Linked DNA regions of Mus musculus: region 1 is linked to region 2. A link is a contact called in ENCODE Hi-C or POLR2A ChIA-PET data. All regions are on one chromosome and are shown on one strand. The core of a region is the stretch at or near the end of the contact, and the rest is flanking DNA. Distances in the headings are between cores, read along the strand shown.

What was found. A loop is a pair of places that touch in the nucleus more often than their neighbours do. ChIA-PET counts read pairs that join two places held with the same protein, here RNA polymerase II (POLR2A).
Region 1: a loop to region 2 is called in a map of left cerebral cortex, with 6 times the contacts of the local background. The contact joins the enhancer-like site here to the promoter of B3galnt2 in region 2. A Hi-C loop is called at or near these places in 5 of 37 maps with a recorded cell type or tissue (gastrocnemius, heart and left cerebral cortex). POLR2A ChIA-PET finds 5 or more read pairs at or near these places in 3 of 5 experiments (Patski and embryonic stem cell).

Annotation. Positions count from the first base shown.
Region 1 is chr13:13,989,742-13,995,706 of GRCm38, reverse strand. It overlaps B3galnt2 (UDP-GalNAc:betaGlcNAc beta 1,3-galactosaminyltransferase, polypeptide 2), which reads right to left. Exons shown (of 12, transcript NM_178640.3): 7 at 4,840-4,918; 8 at 4,155-4,338; 9 at 1,167-1,292; 10 at 432-591. Among named protein-coding and RNA genes, the nearest start is that of B3galnt2, 38 kb to the right of the region's middle. Within about 2 kb of position 2,481, at least 1 of the 3 ENCODE cell types and tissues checked has a DNase peak (open chromatin) inside an H3K27ac peak, as active enhancers do; it is left cerebral cortex, where a contact is called at or near this core.
Region 2 is chr13:13,952,091-13,958,434 of GRCm38, reverse strand. It overlaps B3galnt2 (UDP-GalNAc:betaGlcNAc beta 1,3-galactosaminyltransferase, polypeptide 2), which reads right to left and starts at 3,761. Exons shown (of 12, transcript NM_178640.3): 1 at 3,516-3,761. The coding sequence starts at 3,630.

The sequences.
Region 1 (5,965 bases), core at 1,232-3,731, 39 kb before region 2:
ACTTCTTAATGTTTTTGTAACAAAAAGTGATATGTAGAGTTAGCCAACCCAGATGTGTAACGATGAGCCAGAGATGGGAGACAGGAAGCACACAGCAATCAAGCCCTTTCCTCACATACCTTACATCAACACACTGGGCATACATACTTGGTCCCTGACTCTATAACCAAGCCAGGAGAAAGAAAGCACTTCTTTATGAACAGAAATGTTTACATTCCTCCACAGAATACATTTCCAAACAAAGATTAAAAACAGTGAAAGCAGGCTCAAAGAAAATATTAGAATAGTTATCATGGCTAGAGTCTGAGAAGTGTCAGGTAAATGTCCCTGATCTTTAGGGAGTAACTCCTACAGAGAAAGGACAGCCATGGTAAGCTGGCTCTGCTTCAGGGACATCTCAGGACACTGGACTGTATGAGTGACCTTGTTACCTGATAGGTCTTTAACCTTCTGGAGTTGCCTGCCAGCCAGTCAACGATATCCTTGGAGATCACATACCCTGACCCACATGCAAAGGCAGGGTAAGCCGGGCTCGGGTATTCCAGCTCCTGCCATTTTCCGGTTCTGTCCACTGCCCAATTCAACCTGAAACTGAGACGTTACAATGGTGGCTTCTCTGTAATGGCTGGCCATATCCTTCTACTAGCTGCCTTCCATCACTACCAAGGAGATGAAGCAGGAAAAAGATTCTTGCTGCCTAAGGAAAGGAATTATTTACCCAATGGTAGTTTATACAGATTAGATAAGCTCTCAGTTTCTGAATGGAAACTAAGAGAAGCCCACCCTGTGTTTCAGGACATACTTAACTGAAACCAAACCCACCAAATCATCAACCCGGCACTGGTCCTGAGCAGCAGAGGCAATGGCTGAGGAAATGTGTCAGACATGATTCTAACCGAAACCAAACCAAACTAAGCAAAGAGGATACAACAGTTGCAGGAGACCGTGTGCTTCTAAAACAAAAGCCACATCTTTGACTCCTGGTTAATAAACCTGAGATTTTTCAATAAAATAAACAAAATTCCCTCAGATTACAGTGATAACATATTAACCCAGAAGAGTATAATCAATAATTTTCTTAACTTTATCTATGTAAAAGTAACTTCCATATTTCATTCTAAATTAATCACACTTAATCAGGTATTGGCGGTCCATGTTTCACTTACTTTCCCCACCAAAAATTAGGCCCATCTAGATTCTTCTGAGCAATTCTATTAAACACAGCTTCTAAGTCTATATAACAGTCGTCATCTGTCTTGAGCAGCAAATCGAAGCTGGTGGATTCCACAGTCCTGTTGACAGAAAAAGAAATATGCAAGTCCGTGCAGCTATGGAAGGGCACAACACTACACCTGTACAGCTGTGCACCTTCAGTGTCTTACCCTACACACAGAACACCATTACTGTGGCCATCGACTGCACTTGGTCCTCACTTCATCAACTGGAATCACAGAAGAATGAACAGAAAAGTCTGACTGAAGTAGAATATGCATTTTTTTTTGTTTGTTTGTTTGTTTGTTTGTTTCGTAACAGGGTTTCTCTGGCTGTCCTGGAACTCACTTTGTAGACCAGGCTGGCCTCGAACTCAGAAATCTGCCTGCCTCTGCCTCCCAAGTGCTGGGATTAAAGGCGTGCGCCACCACGGCCACCTTAGAATATGCATGCTAACAAGGGCTTCCCAGTCATTCTCCACATCAGCTACCAGGCCTACCTGTCACCTGTACCCTGCCCCACGTGTGCCTGGTTACAAAGCTCATCATGGGACAGGTATCAGACCTGAAACTCTCACTTAGAACACTGAATGTGATGTGTTATGAAACGGGCCAGGTGTGGTGGGAAGCAGATCCGAGAGCTCTGAATTCTAGGTTAGTCAAAATACTAAGTGAGACAGACGGTCGCAAAGCTTCTTTGTAAAAAAAAAAAAAACTGAATATATTATGGGTTAAAACATGATTTATAAGGTGCAAACATATTTGTCTTTGGAACCAATTTCCAGCATTTCAATTATTATAAACAACCAACCCTCTGTAAGAACTTCATTTCTCTAGTTTTCTTGATGACATCAAACAAGGCAAAACTAGGTTCCCTGACTGTCAGTCCCTGCACAACACATCTGTTTGTAAGTACATATTTGTAAGGGGATCAGCCAACTATATAGACCAAGCTGGCCTCAAACTTATAAAATCCACCTGCCTCTGCCTCTGTAGAAATGAGAATAAAAGTGCACACCACCAAACTTAGTCGTTTATTTTTAACAGTATAACAGAAACGTAGTATTTGCCAATCAGAAATACGCTTTTGTTTTCAAAGATGCTTAGATCACTGGTGGGTGACTCTGCTGAGTAAATAAGGTCAAATAATTAAACACTGATTTAAAACGTGGCTGGTGCCACTAGTGCCCTCCTACACTAGTCCTCTTTTGTGTCCCCAGGGTTTCCTACACAAAGCATGCTGAAAAACAGATGGTAAGTGGTAATGTGGGCTATGAGGAGGCAGATCTAAAAACAGCTCTGCTGAGGTTTGACAACAGTAAAGAGAAGGGAGGCAAAAAACAATGGGAGAGGTAGGTAAGGAGCAGGAGGAGGAAAACTGAAGGTTCCCTGGGAAAGATCTCTGTTAGAAATGCTAGTGCCCCCCCTCACCCCAATCTTAAGTCCTGACTTCCCATTCCTCAAACTCCTCACAGTGGCATCTACACTGGGAATTCTGAGTGCTGGGATTTTAGATGCACCACAACCACCTGCTCGGGATAGGCTCCTATTGCTGTCTAAATACAGTCCTGGTATTTCAGACTCAACTGCCTTCTACCAAAATAATAACTAGTCCCAGTTAGATAATGTTACCTTCAGCAAACTAACCGGACCATCTACAGAGTATGACTCCAAGAAAACATATCCCTTGTACACGTGCCCTTGTGAACTTCCCACCCAAGAAGGGAAGTGAAGAAAGAGATATGATAGTCTTTCCAATAAATAAGGTTTCCAAAGATAAGGAAAAAAATGTGAAATCCTAGTCACACATACTCCAGGGAGTTAGTACTTCAGCCATGTGAGAGAGAAAGCTGTTCCTCGGAAAGTCAGCACAGCCACAAGCAACTACCAACTATGATTGGTAAAATAACATTATTGTCACAGACATAGAATACAGCCAAGCTAGGAGAACTACTGGAGGCTCCAGGAAGTTAGGAGAGTTCATCTCACTGAGCAACTACTAGAGTTTGTAAAACAGACAAGGAGGGTTGTCTTTCAGAGCCTTGCCCTGTGAAAGCTAGCCTTCATGTTCTAGGAGCCTTCTGCCTCAGCTCCTGTGCAGCTGGACAAAACTCATGTGCCCACTCGCTGCATCTATCCAAATGCAAGGGATCCGGAAGCCCATGGAGTAGAGACTGGAAATGGAAGGTGGATATTTAATTGAGAAGAATTCAGACTAGTAACTTAGTGTGAACATAATTAGGGAATTGGGGTAGATAAGTAGGAATAAAACTAAAAAGGGACCATTTCCAGACTGGAAATGGAAGGTGGATATTTAATTGAGAAGAATTCAGACTAGTAACTTAGTGTGAACATAATTAGGGAATTGGGGTAGATAGGTAGGAATAAAACTAAAAAGGGACCATTTCCAGACTCAGTGAATTCATCCAGTGCTAGGCTGAGACACCTGAAGTATGTAGGAATGAATCCAAGGGAATTAATTTTGATTTGTTCGTTTTGATCCCTTAATACCATTCACACTGTGGATCTGTTTATCTAAATAAGAAAGACACAGCATGTTCAAAGATGTCTTCCAAAGGAGCCAGGTGCTGGAGAGTTGGCTCAGCAGTTAGAACTATCCTGGTACTCAAGTAGGGCAGCTTACAACTGTATGTAACCCTAGTTCCAGAGGATCTAATGCCTTCTTTTGGCGGCCCAAGGCACTCATGCTTACATAACAGACATTTACATTTGAATAATTAAAACATAGAAATAAAAACATAAAGTTTTTATTTTATGAAGTAGAATCTATATCTTATAAAATATTTTTTAAAACCTTAAAATTAATTTTTTTAAAGATCCAGGATGTAACAGACTGCATTTCAGGTGATAAGTCTTTTAAATTTTGAAATCTCAGTGGCTTGATGATGTTTCATAAACCTACCCCACATATGTACAACCTACCATCTATAGAAGTTCAGTAATTTTGCAGGAACATTCCGGTAAGTATCCACAACATCCACGAAGACAATGTCGTCATGGACACTGCTTTCCTCCTGCAGTAAGGCATCTTCCACCTGCAGATCCTGTATGTGATCTGCAAGTCTCTGGGGCCGAGAATAAAGGCTTCTTAATAGTGCATCACCTTCTGAAAAGGAAAAACTGACTATTGAAGAGAAATACTACTGCACACTCAGAACCCAGAACTTGAAAATGTTACCAGAATTCCTTCCCCAAGAAAGCCACTGGAGCACACATCCGTTAGGATCTACAGGTAGAGCTACAGCTCAGGGAAGCCTACTTGGGATGTGATATCACATGTGATCTTACATGGGTATTTCTCTGCAACACAGTTTCTTATGTTGGTAAATAGCAAAACTAGAACAAACAGAAAGAGTCCAACTATGCTTTACTTGCATAAAAGAATGCATTGATTTGAAAAGTAAGCTTTTTTTGGCTTTGTTTTGGAGACAGGGTGCTGCCACACAGCTCAGAATGGCTTTGAAGTCATAATCTTCCTACAGTCTCTTAACTATCAGCATTTCAGGTTTATGTTGTTGTACCTAGCACAATAAGGAACTTTTAACATGACAAGATGACCTTTCACAGTTAAATTATAAAACAAGGTTAACTACATTGGCCAACTTACCCTGAACAGTGTAGATAAAGCCACCCGCAACTCCCTCCACACCTTCCATGAATTCATGAGGCAGTGCCCCTTCCCCAGCCTGAAAGGAATGAAAACGGAAGTGTTCAGGCATTTCCTGACTAACAGAGAATGTGTTACAAAGGCAGAGCTGAACCAGCAGATGCCCCAAGGTGCCTGCCCTACAGCAGATACTGATGCCATGCATTTTCTTTAAAATTTTTTTTCCTTTATGTACATAGCTATTTTGTATGCACATATGGTCACCACCTGCATGCAGTGCAGTGCCACAGGAGGTCAGAAGAGGGTCAACTACTATTAACTACTATTTCAGCACCAAGTTTGCCTGCCTGCCGCCAGGCTCCATACCATGATGGTCCTGAAGTCAAACCACCTGGAACTGCAAGCCCCAAATTAACCACTTTTATTTATAAGATGCCTTGGTCTTGTCTTATCACACAATAGAGAGATAGTGAAGATGAGCAGCCTGTGCTCTGAACCACCAAGTCACCCTTCCAGCTCTTCTGCCGCGGAGGTAAAGCATCAGGATGACTCTAGCCCAGTGCTTAGAATTCCAACTTAAATAAATGTTCTTAAATTCACAAAAACAAGAGTACAAAACCAATTTAATTTAAATCTAATCCTATCACTTTAAAAACATTTAAAAAACCCACCTCCCTCCCGCCCCCCATGAAAATTCTCATGAATTTGCTAAGATCTTAGTGTGCTTGAGAATTCTGGGGCCATGCAGAGAAAAGCTTCTTTAAATCATCATCTGTCCCCAACACTAACTCCCTACTGCTGCTCAAGACTAGGACTTAACTGTGCCACCAGTCCTGCTCTTAGAGGCGCCTGCCTCAGTTACCTCCTCACAAGTTACCCCACCTATCGACTCCTGCCTTCTCTAGCTCGTGCTTCAATATGGCTGCCTTCCAGAGCTCTCCTCCAGCCGATGGGGCTGAGGCTAACTGTCCAAAGCAGTCATCAGCATGCTCACAGCATTTCCTACACAGACTCCTTCTGTCAGAGGGGACACACCATGTTAAGGCCACCAGAGAGCAATTTTATGTACAGTTTGTGGTGGAATGTTGTGAATTTCAACTCTAGTTCCATAATTGTGGTATGCTTT
Region 2 (6,344 bases), core at 2,512-5,011:
GATGTCAGTACCATGGGTTGGTCACCAAGAAAGGCAGCAGCAGTGAAGTGGATCAACCTGAGCTTAGAGTGCCACAGAGGAGAGAGCTAGAGAAGTGATGCCAGCCCTTTGGAGGAGTCCAGAAGATCATGTGTGGATCCCAGACATTGAAAAATGACTCTGTAACACTGAAGTTGCCTTGGAGACCCCAAGGTTTTTGAGATGCTAGATCCATGGTATCTGCTGAGGAAAACTGCTAACAGGGAGTGGAACCAGCCCAGGAGGAAGAAGTTTGTTGCAGTCAAAAAAGATGAAAAAGGAGTTGGAAATCTGAAGACTGCTTTGACATCACATGGAGATGCAGTTTGGAGTTTGCCCAGCTGATTTCCTGTCTTGCTTTGAGGTTTAAAGTTAAGTCATTGGATGGATTTAAAAAGAGACCTTGAACTTCGGACTTTTAATACTGTTGAGAGTGCTCTAGACTATGTGGACTTTGCAAGTAGGACTAAATGTATTTTTTTTATGCCATGGGTATGTATGGCCCCCATAGACTTGTGTGTTTGAACAAGCCTACGGGGGCCAGGGAGTGGAATGTGATGGTTTATATATGTTTGGCCTAGGGAGTGGCACTATTAGGAGGTGTAGCCTTGTTGGAATAGGTGTTGGAATAGCTCCTCCTGCACCATGCCTGCCTGGATGCTGCCATGTTCTCACCTTGATAATGGACCAAACCTCTGAACCTGTAAGCCAGTCCCAGTTAAATGTTATTGTAAGAGTTGCCTTGGTTGTGATGTCTGTTCACAGCAGTAAAACCCAAACACTCACCAAAACTCCAGGAGTGACTCAGGCACTGACCTGAGTGTTTTGCTGACTAAATTCTTATAGCTTATATTCATGGGAACTGAAGTACTGAGATATAGCATAGCGGGATACTTTTGGAAGAGCCAACCCTAGGCAAAAGCTGGACATTAAGCTCAATTTGTCTTTGAACTGCTTGCCCAGTCTGTCAACAAGCAGCTGGACCCAGATATCCAGCCCTACACCTAGCTATACAAATATGTACTTGGTGATAAGCCACTTTTCTTTACAATTCTGGCTTCCTTTTTTCTAGATACCTTACAAAGAGTAGCCTTTTCCCAATTACATAAGATCTATATTGATCTATATTGATTTCTATATTGATCACTGCATAATTTCTGCTAAGGCACTGTCCAAAACCAGTCGGCAAAAATCGTCACAGTTTATATCCCCTGGCTATGATTTCCTTTCCTGTCTGTACCTATGGTGTGCTGTATTTCACAAGAGACCTTCCTCCTAACTAGCTGTGCTCCATGGCTGGTTTCAGCTGTTTAAAGTCACTACTTTAGAAAAGTTGCTAATCTTAGTACTGACATGACTTACTTCCCTCAGGTCCTTTTGTTCAGCTGTCACCTTTCCACATGGGCCTTCCTTGATCAACTCTTAGAGCTCTACCTCGTTTTTCCTCATCATACTCACCATCTCCATGATATATTCATAGTCTTATGCGTCTTCCCTTTCAAATGGTTAAGCCCTGGCAGGCCGGCACCTTACATTAATTATTTGCTAATTCTGACCTGCTTGAGAAGATGGCCCAGCAGCCCTCTACTGTTCGCTGAACCAACCATTAGCCAGAGGGCTTTTCTAATATTCAGGCAAGATAAATTTCCTTTTCAAAAAGTTATTGTACTAATGAAATGATTTATCAGGTCAAAGGGCTTGCTAAGTCTGATAATCAAACTCTGAACATCACAAAATCAGAACCCATGTGGTGGAAGGAGAGAACTGACTCACAAGTTGTCCTGCAACGTTTGCAAAAGCTCCATGCTGTACCAATTGTGCACTCAAGTGCACACGCATGCACATAAACACAGACACACAAATGTAAACAAGTACTATTGTGGCTTAAATGGGAATCCAGACAGAGTAGCAGAAAAGAAGCCAAAATAAATCTTAAAGTGTTATTTCAAGAGAAAGATATTTAGTAAAATCTCAGATTTTAGGCTTAATGTATGTGGTCAGAAAGTAAAAATGCCCAAATGTTTTAAATATTTCAACAGCAAAATAGGAAAAAGACCTGTGGGAACTTTTTGCAATCAAAATACTTCTGCTTTTGTTTTTGAAGTACCAGGGGAGGAGAGTGGGATAGGAATCTGTCTAATTAAAACATCCTACTGATTATCTGACAAAGCTTTGATATCAACACAAAAGTAATTTTTACAACTAGTATGACCCCATATAACCCTAAGTCTTCCTACAGTTTGCTTGCTTAATCCAGTCTATCCTAAATGGATAAGCACTAAGACATCAGGAAAAAAATCTGTTCCAAATCCAAAAGTTGTTTGCAGTCTTACTTAAACACAAGCTCAAAGGCAAGGTTTATTGTGTTGAACGCTAAAAGACTGTTAATGTTAAGGTCACATATATTCTACAGTGGGCTCTGCGTGTAGATTCCAGCAACTCACTCATCTTTGAGTGAGAGAGAGCACAACCCCAACAGATGTTAGGTGGCCAAGCATTTTGTATGTACGGCCCTTTTTTAACTAGTTTGTAAAAGTCTCACAAGCTAAATACGCATATAATGTACTTTCATTATACCACTTGGAAGTCATTCTTTTCAGTCACACAAATAGCCTTTCCAAAAAAATGGTGGTTGTCTAATAGGAAAAGAGATCACTACTAAAATAACCCCAGTGTAATCTGGTAACAGTCGGAGTTTTGAGGATTGCTAAATAAGGTATAAGACTTGGTTCTGTGATGGCTGTGAAGAACTGTTTTAAAACTTTCTGAAAAGAAAACAGCTGTTTGGATATGAAATGGTAAGATAAATCCTAACGTAGTTAAAAATTAAAGCATTACCCTATCTTTAAAATGGCTATAGAGTTCTCGACATATATAAGCATTCCGGGAAAAACTTGAAAATGACACACAGGAGACAAGAAAGTAGTGTTGAGGGTGGCAGGACAACACTGGATACGCACTGTGGGCAAACGCACCTTCAGATTGTAAGGCGAATGAGAACAAAGATTTCATTCCCACGATGGATGAAGTTTGGGAACAAATGTACGCGAAGTTAAAGAAGAATCCGGTATTCTTAGGCTCCTTAATTAGCAAGCTATCCAAGCAGAATACAGGGGCGACTCCACTCACAGCTGAACCCTAGTTCACGTCTAGGTCTTTTCCTGACTCACCTCATGATCAGAGACCACAAAGTACAGTCCGTCCCTCCTCGCTGCAAAGTGAGTCCTGACACGCAAAGCCAACACCGTCAGCACCGGCAAGCTCGCTCCCCCACCCCACCTCGGAGAGAAGCGCCCCAAGTTGTGACCAGGGCCCTCCCTCGACCACGACGCGGGCCGCTGAGCACACGCTGATAAGAAACGAACAGTTGGGTTCGCCCGACACTAAAGAAAGACTCGCTTGTTCCGTCCGTTCTGGGACGTCCGAGCCCTCCCTGTGCCCCTTCAGCCATCCCCCGCGGCCTCCCACGAGCGCAGCGACTCAGCCCCTCACCTCACCTGCCGCGCTGGGCCCGGTGTTGTGGGGGTCCGGCGGGGAACGGAGCCAGAGGTGCCAGAGGTGCAGCGCGGCCCCGAGCACGCAAGGGCACAGCAGCACCAGCCAGTTTCGCATTGGCCGCTCCCACCTCGCGCCCCCGCCGCGCTCTCCCGCGTCCCGGCCAATAGCGAGGGGACCTAAGAACACCGAGTGCCACCAGGAGTGTTCGCGCCCACGCCTGGCGTTGTCTCCGCCGCTCTCTCCTTAGATCCGCACCACGAGCGGCGGCCGCTTCCCGGCCAAGGCCACGCCCCCGCGTGCGTGGCCTTCCCACCCGTTCAGCCCTCCTCGCTCTCGCCCAGCCCTTCAGTCCGCGTCCCTGCACGCTCCTGTCTGCCGGAAGGGCGGGAGCGGTAGTCCCTCGCTGAGCCCAGGAGGGAGGCGTGCCTGAGATTGTAAGCCCGAGAAACTACGTTTCCCAGAGAGCTATGCGTGCTGCTACGCAACGCTGGAGGCGAAGTGCACACACGAAGCATGCGCGTCTCTCATCCGGCCGCGGTGCCTTAGCGGCACACTGAGCATGCGCATCCACCTTCTTGCTAGGGTTCCCCTGTAGTAAAGGCGGGTACCGCACACGGGGAACCTGCACGTTAACTGCTCAAGTTGCTGTACGACCCCCTCCGCTGTGGACATTGCTGCAGGGCGCATGACCTCGAGGAGCAGTTGCCCAGTCGGGGCAGGTTTGTATGGCACCTCAGCGCTCAACGAAATAATAGTGTGCTCCCCTGACCTATCCCATAAGAAGCGCAGCGGGGAGCCTGAGCGCCGAGTAGCAGGGAGTTTCCTGCTTCCCTCTAGTAAGCAACGGCGGGTGAGGAGGACGAGAAACACCGGGGCTTGCTATGGAAAGCGAGGACAGAGGAGAAGCCCGGATCTGGAGGCTGCCTGGGTGCGCACGCGCTCCTCACTAGGGTAACTGTCGGGAAGCACAGAAATGAGAGCTTCAGCTGCCAGATGACTTTGAAAAGTTCCCACCAAGTTGAGGTGACCAAATGTGTGAGGGCTGGGTTTGCAAAAGATCCATCTCCAACCAGCGTTAGGAAACGAGCGGACTTCACTGGAGCCACCTCTCAGGCTCAGCACCATATTGCCACTGAGTAGCGGTTTTGTATTAAAAAAGCAATTGTAGTAACACACACACACACAGACGCCCCCAGTGTCTCACGTAGTTAACAGGAAACTATTCTGCAGAGGATGGCCTTGAACTCTTGATCTTTCTGTCTTCATCTCCACAAGTGGTGCTTTGGGATGGAACCCAGGGCTTAATCCTTACTAGGCAAGCCCTCTACCAACTGAGCTATATCCTCAACCTGACACTGTTAAGATTGACTTTTTTAAAAAGATTTTATTTGATTTTTTTTTTCATTTGTGTGTGTACGCATGTGCAGGCTGGGGGGGGGGGCGTCTATCCCATCCCCTGGAGCTGGAGTTTCCCCGTGTTTGTGAGCCACCCTGTAGGTACTGGGAACTGAAATTGGGTGCTCAGGAAGAGCAGCCAGATCTCTTAACCATTGGGCCATCTCTTCAGCCCCTTAAGATAGCTTTTTCTTTGGCTATTTTTGCAATGTTTTTAATTTCAATTTTTTAATTTAGTTTAATCAGGTAAAAGCTGTGTTCTACTGTACTGTTTTATTATGTACTTAATAAAATAACTCACGTGGTCAAATTTGTTCCCATGAGAAGAAACTTGTTTGAGCGGTGATGAAGCTGAATGGTAGGGCCTTACCTACCAATGGGCAGTCTTGGGTTGATGCCCAACCTGTACAAAAAGGGGAGGGGACTCGTGTATTTGTTATTCATTACAAATCCAGAATAATTGAAACAATAATAATCATTTCATATCTCAGACTTTAGTACAGATCAGGAATTTGGGAGCTAAGTTCTAGTTCGTTTTCAAAGTTGCAGGAATATCATCAGCCAGGGCTGCAGTCATCTGAAGGCTTCATGGTGGTTGAAGAGTCTGCTTTGAACATTGCTTACTCAGATGGCAGACGTTTTAATGATGGAGACACATTGTCACTTCTGGGTTAGTCAATTGGTCACACAGAAAAGCCCTATAGAGTGGATACCTGTGTGCACAGTGTTCAGGTATTCACCAGGTGACTACCAGGAGTCGAAGATCACTGGGAACCATCCTAGATGCTGGCTAGCACAGTATGCCCTGAAAATTTGAGCACTAGTGTCTCAATACTCTGGGGTAACTTTAGGACCCCTAGTAACAAGAGTCCTGAAGACAGGAAAGAACACTTTTTTCCTTTTGAAGAGTAACAGAATTAAAGGATGAAATATATAGCTGCTTGGCAGATATCACCAACTTCTGTATATTCCTTTCCCTCTAAGGAAGAATAATTTCTATAACTTTCTTTTAAGGTTTATTTATTTATTTATTTATTTATTTGGTTTTTTTGAGACAGGGTTTCTCTGTGTAGCCCTGGCTATCCTGGAACTCACTTTGTAGAACAGGCTGGCCTCGAACTCCCAAGTGCTGGGATTAAAGGTGTGCACCACCATGCCCGGCTATGCACACAAGAGTTTTTATTCAGGCTTGAACCTGGGCCACAAACTATCCTGGTGCAATAGGATAGGAGAGCGACCCCAAAGTCTAGGGCATGGGGTTTATAGAGGAAAAAAACGCAAGTAGGGATTGGCAAGCCTTGGAGTTAAATGATTAAGTAAGAGGATAAAGGAATGTTGGCCTTTAAGCTGATTGGTTTACAGCATCTGATCAAACCGCAAGGAGGGAGCACACACCTAAAAGAAGCTTCATGACTTGGGAATGATTCATGTTT